2 separate regions of the Homo sapiens genome follow, and region 1 is linked to region 2. A link is an interaction called in ENCODE POLR2A ChIA-PET data of the cell type or tissue named here. Cell type or tissue: PC-9. All regions are shown on one strand. Links, peaks and the distances in the headings refer to the core of each region. The heading gives the core; the rest is flanking DNA.

Evidence for each region. Peaks named below come from ENCODE experiments on the same cell type or tissue, not always from the same donor. Only the 100,000 strongest peaks of a DNase experiment are listed, where the experiment ranks them.
Region 1: POLR2A ChIA-PET joins it to region 2 with 35 read pairs; 3 of 35 experiments call an interaction of 5 or more read pairs at or near these places.

What each region holds. Positions count from the first base shown.
Region 1 is chr5:171,294,850-171,297,766 of GRCh38, forward strand. It overlaps RANBP17 (RAN binding protein 17), which reads left to right. Exons shown (of 28, transcript NM_022897.5): 27 at 1,038-1,165. Among named protein-coding and RNA genes, the nearest start is that of TLX3, 13 kb to the right of the region's middle. In PC-9, for the core only: no CTCF peak of the experiment used is centred there; DNase peaks (open chromatin) are centred at 612 and 1,162; H3K27ac peaks cover 1,420 bases.
Region 2 is chr5:171,219,342-171,222,258 of GRCh38, forward strand. It overlaps RANBP17 (RAN binding protein 17), which reads left to right. Exons shown (of 28, transcript NM_022897.5): 22 at 2,417-2,499. Among named protein-coding and RNA genes, the nearest start is that of TLX3, 88 kb to the right of the region's middle. In PC-9, for the core only: no CTCF peak of the experiment used is centred there; no DNase peak of the experiment used is centred there.

The DNA of each region.
Region 1 (2,917 bases), core at 88-2,587, 75 kb after region 2:
TGACATCACAATATTATACTTTACTGATGGAGGCAATATTTCACAGTTTAGGATGAAAAACTAATAATTTTCTATTTGGTGTGAGTCACTGCATCATTATAAAAGGGAAAAATAAGTAGTTTTGTGCATTCCCAATCTTGTTCAGTAAGACATTGTGGTTTAAGTATAATGCCTCTGATATATAGTATTTAAGTATTAGTCTGACTACATATTAATTATGTGTGTTTTTTGATGTAAGCTGTTTTAATGTATGATGGAAATTAAATATCATGCTTTTGGGGCTGGGAAGAATAAATGCATGACTGGCAAAATGTTGTCTTTGTGCTGAAATTAGGCTGTTTCCAATGATTAGGAGCTGTGTTTAGTATCAGAACTTGTGTGTGTATAAAAGCCCACAGTCCTCAGCAGAGAAGAAAAGGCTGTGCAGGTGTTTGTGAGCAGGCCTGACAGACATTTTCCTTAGTGCCACAAAGCTCTCCCCAAACTAAAGCACGCCCCTCTAGTACCCCACCTCAGAGGAGTAAACCCATTCTAACCCCCAAGGACAGAGACTTGGAAAAAAGCCCAAAGTCATTTAAGGAGTGACTCACTGAAGCCAGGAAAGATGATAAGGCCTGAGGAAAGACCCTTGGCCTTGCCTTCAGTCACTTAAAATGCTCCCTGGGCATTTTTAGTTATTTTCTTCAGTCTGGGGGCCCCTCCCATTTCAGTCTTTCTGTGGTTAGTAGAGATGAGAGTCAGGAAAAGCATGCATTCAGTCCCCCACAGAGGAGGCAAGGACTTCATCAGCCTAAGCAGTGACACTAGAACAATTACAGCAAGACATTTTATGGAAGGCATCATAGAATTGATAACTAGGAGTGTCTCTATGGCATGGATTTTCTCTAAGGGCTTAAAGTTCAAAGTGGACCTAGACAAAAACTCCTCTGAGCATTAGTGAGCCCTGAGTAGATGAGAGCTGCTCTATCCATCCCCTGCCAGCTGTCTTCAGGCGGGACTTGGAGTCGGAGCTCTGACACTATTCTGTCTCCCATCAGTATTTCAGTGAACTGAGAGCAAGTTTGATAAACAGCCAGCCCCTCCCCAAGCAGGAGGTCCTTGCCCAGTGCTTCAGAAACCTAATGGAAGGAGTGGAGCAGAACCTGTCCGTCAAGAACAGAGACAGGTGAGCATTGCCCAGTAGTGTGTCACTGGGGGAAGTAGACATTCCAGGTTTGTTGAAAATAACTCTCTCGTGCTTGACACAGCTCACACATGGATGTCCCTTTTCTGTTACACCTTGTGATCCTAGACTCAGTTCCATTCCATTCAGTAAATATTGTTGGTTATTTGCTTTCCTCCAGGCGTCATACTAGGCATTATACAGGGATGCAGAGATTAATAAAATGTAGTCTCTGCCCTTAAGCAGTTTACAATTCAACAGGAGAGATATGAAAAAATAACTGTAATTGAAAGATCAAAAGAAGGAAAGTGCAAATCCACTATGGAAAATGAAGAAAGACTTCTTGGCATTTGAACAAACATAGGCCTTGAGGTCAGACAGACCCGAGATACAGCTGAGTTAGGATCCTGACTATAGCTAACAATAATGTATTGTATATTTCAAAATAGCTAAAAGAGAGGATTTGAAATGTCCCCAGCATATAGAAATGATAAATACTCCAGGTGATGGATACCCTAAATCCTCTGACTTGATCATTACACATTCTGTGCATATAACAAAATATTGCATGTACCCCATAATGATGTAAAAATATTATGTATCAATTAAAAAACAAATTGGCTGGGCACAGTGGCTCACGCCTGTAATCTCAGCACTTTGGGAAGCCGAGGTGGGTGGATCACCTGAGGTCAGGAGTTTGAGACCAGCCTGGCCAACAGGGTGAAACCCTGTCTCTACTAAAAACACAAAAATTAGCTGGGCATGGTGGCACGTGCCTGTAGTCCCAGCTACTCAGGAGGCTGAGCTAGGAGAATCACTTGAACCTGGGAGGCAGAAATTGCAGTGAGCTGAGATCACACCACTGCACTCCAGCCTGGGCAACAGAGTGAGACTCTGTCTCAAAAATAATAAAATTAAATTAAAATTAAAAGTTTTTAAAGATATTTTATATCTGGCCTTTTTAGGTTGTGTGGCAGTAGGCAGTTAACTTCTCTACTCCTCAGGTTCTTTACCAGTAAAATGGAGATGATGATAATCAGTTGTGATGTTTAAATGACAGAACGCAGTGAAACATGGCACCTGGGACCTATGACCTACAGTATTAGTTTCTCCCTCTGCCTGTTCTTTAAGAATGGCTGGTATCTCAGTTGCCAATGAGATCTAAATGAAAGGAGATAGGTTCAGGCTTATCAGCTAGGTCTGACTTCATTCATTCATTCATTTAGTTCACAAAACTTTATTCAGAATCTACTGTGTAGGCATTGGGGTTACCAGTGGTAAACCAATTATTTAAGGTTCCTCCCCCTCATGGATCTTACATTCTAGTAGAAAAGACAGACAGTAATGAATGATGGAGAAAAAGCATGTGTTCAGGGGGCGAAAAAAAAGGCCTGCACCATCCTTTTATAAATGTGGTAGCATTCAAATGCTGCTCCATTTGAAATGCAAATCATCAGTCATCCCAGTAGCCACAGTGTATTCTGGAGTTACCAGCCTGGGCTTTGGTAATACATGACCAAGTCAGTTGGGGTATGCAGACATATTCCCTTGACTGCTCACTTCAAGATCCTCTATCACGCAGAAAGGGACAACCTCAGAAGCCAGCAGATGAGAGTTGAATGGGGAAGCCCTAGGTGTCTCGGTGGAAATTACTTCACCTAAGGCTTGGAAATTTGTGTACTGCGTCCTGAGCTGCTCTGTGAAATGATGGCAGGTGGCCCTCGTAGTTTAATGAGAGTAATAGGCAGTGAAGAC
Region 2 (2,917 bases), core at 303-2,802:
CCTTGGAGAATCTGACGATTATGTGTCTCAGGTTGCTCTTCTCAAGGAGTGTGTTAGTGGTGTTCTCTGTATTTCCTGAATTTGAATGTTGGCCTGTCTTGCTAGGTTGGGGAAGTTCTTTTGGATAATATCCTGAAATGTGTTTTCCAACTTGGTTCCATTCTCCTCATCACTTTCAGGTACAGCAGTCAATGGCAGGTTTGGTCTTTTCACATAGTCCCATTTTTCTTGGAGGCTTTGTTCTTTCCTTTTCATTCTTTTTTCTCCAATCTTGTCTTCATACTTTATTTCATTAAGTTGATCTTCAGTCTCTGATATCCTTTCTTCTGCTTGATCGATTTGGCTATTGATACTTGTGTATGCTTCACAAAGTTCTCATGCTGTGTTTTTCAGCTCCATCAGGTCATTTATGTTCTTCTCTAAACAGATTATTCTAGTTAGCAGCTCCTCTAACCTTTTATCAGTGTTCATAGCTTCCTTGCATTGGGTTAGAACATGCTCCTTTAGCTTGGAGGAGTTTGTTATTACCCACCTTCTGAAGCCTACTTCTGTCAATTCATCAAACTCATTCTCCGTCCAGTTTTGTGCCCTTGCTGGAGAGGAGCTGTGATCATTTGGAGGAGAAGAGGCATTCTGGTTTTTGGAATTTTCAGTGTTTTTTGTGCTGGTTTTTCCTCATCTTCGTGTATTTATCTACCTTCAATCTTTGAGGCTGATGACCTTTAAATGGAGTTTTTGTATGGGGGTCCTTTATGTTGATGTTGATGTTGTTGCTTTCTGTTTGTTAGTTTTTCTTCTAACAGGCCCTTCTGCAGGTCTGCTGCAGTTTGCTGGAGGTCCACTCCAGATCCTGTTTGCCTGGGTATCACCAGTGGAGGCTGCAGAACAGCAAATGTTGCTGCCTAATCTTTCCTCTGGGAAGCTTTGTCTCAGAGGGGCACCCGGCCTTATGAGGTGTCAGTCACCCCCCTACTGGGAGGTGCCTCCCGGTTAGGCTACTCGGGAGTCAGAGACCCACCCGCCTTCTGCATTGGTCTCGCTGGGAGCTGCAGACCGTAGCTGTTCCTATTTGGCCATCTTGGTCCCTCCCCAGATGATTCTTTTTTTTTTTTTTTTTTTTTTTTTGAGACAGAGTCTCACCTTGTTGCCCAGGCTGGAGCGCAGTGGCCCTATCTCGACTCATTGCAACCTCCACCTCCCAGGTTCAAGTGATTCTCCTGCCTCAGCCTCCTGAATAACTGGGATACAGGCACATGCCACCACACCTGGCTAATTTTTGTGTTTTCAGGAGAGACAGGGTTTCGCCATATTGGCCAGGCTGGTCTTGAACTCCTGACCTCAGGTGATCCACCCATCTCGGCTTCCCAAAGTGCTGGGATTACAAACATGAGCCACCGCGCCTGGTCCAAATGATTCTTATCTAGCACAATTGTCCTAAGAATTACCTTGTGAAATTTTGTTATTTTGGAAAATGTTATCTTTTCTATATTTCTCTAGAATTTAATGCAAATTATGTATATGCATTTCTTTAATCAGAACTTGTATGCCAGCAATCATGTTCATAATAATATTTCTAATAGGTAATCATTGTACTTAATACTAAAGCATTTTTAAAAAGCATGGAAAAGCAAAAATTTGTTTTATTCTTGGTAAACAGGTCTTTAGCAATGTCTTGCTTTTTGGTAGTTTTTGTTTTGCTAATCCTTTTTTCAAAATGCCACTTCTTCTTAAAAGCCAAAGCAATTGTTTAAAAATCAAATATGTCAGGAGGTCATGTTAGTTCTTTACCCTGTTCACACTTGCCCAACCCCAGTAGGAACCAGGAAAGTAGAATTGCTACTCATAGGTGAACTTATGAGATTTGTTTCTCTTTACTGAAGTTGTATGCAGTGGAAACTGTAATGTGTTTGAAATATGCCTGAAGTGTCAGGTAATTCTTTACACATATGTGCAGTATTTTAAAAGTACCAGATTTCCTACTCATCACTTTAGAATTTGTTTTAAAAATGTGTATCAGGCACTGTAGGAAATCTCAAATGGAAATATATATCATTATCCAAGTATTTGTCTAAACTTAGACACCTGGGGTGTTTTATTATTATCCATCATCCAGTTGGCATGAAAGAAGGGGCAAGAAATCTGTGATAAAGAATGTCAGGATATTGTTTTGACAGATAAAAAATGAACTCTTTGAATTAGCAAATAAATGAAAATAATTCTTCTTAATTGTCCTACTATCTTTAGAGTGAAGAAATTAGCATACGTATTTTATCAACAGTTGTTTATAAAATGGAGTGGAACTTTAAGAGACAATTGTACTGCTGCTACTTCTTATAAATGAAAATCCTAGGCATTTTAAATCTGTGTTTGGTTTCTTTATCTTCACATATAGGCAATTTTTTTCTATATTTCTTAGATCCCAGCGTTTGAATTTTGATGTATCATCTCCTAATGGAATTCTTCTCTTCAGAGAAGCTAGTAAAATGGTTTGCACTTATGGTGAGTGTCCTTTTCCATATGTGCCTCTGCAATATAGTTTTATCTCTTTAGAGGAAAGAAAGATGTTAGTTATTTTGTTCTTTTGAACTTTCATATCTTTATGAATTTGTGAAGTCGGTAATACAAGTGCAAAAAGCCAGTTAGCTATCATATTGGCATCAGGAGAAGTAAGCAGCATGCCTTTGACTAAATCATGCCTGACCAACTTGATGAATTTCTTTTGGATAAAATTGCAGTGTCAGTAGATGAGGGAATACACTAGGTAGAATATTGAAAAGTTACAGCATATTCAAAATTGCTCAAAGTTACATCAGGGAGTTTGCTATGTTGAACCAAGGAATGCTTAAAGCAGAATGTCACTGAATTGTGGGAAAATATCCTTGTAAAGAGCAGTAAATATTTCATTATGAAGAACTTT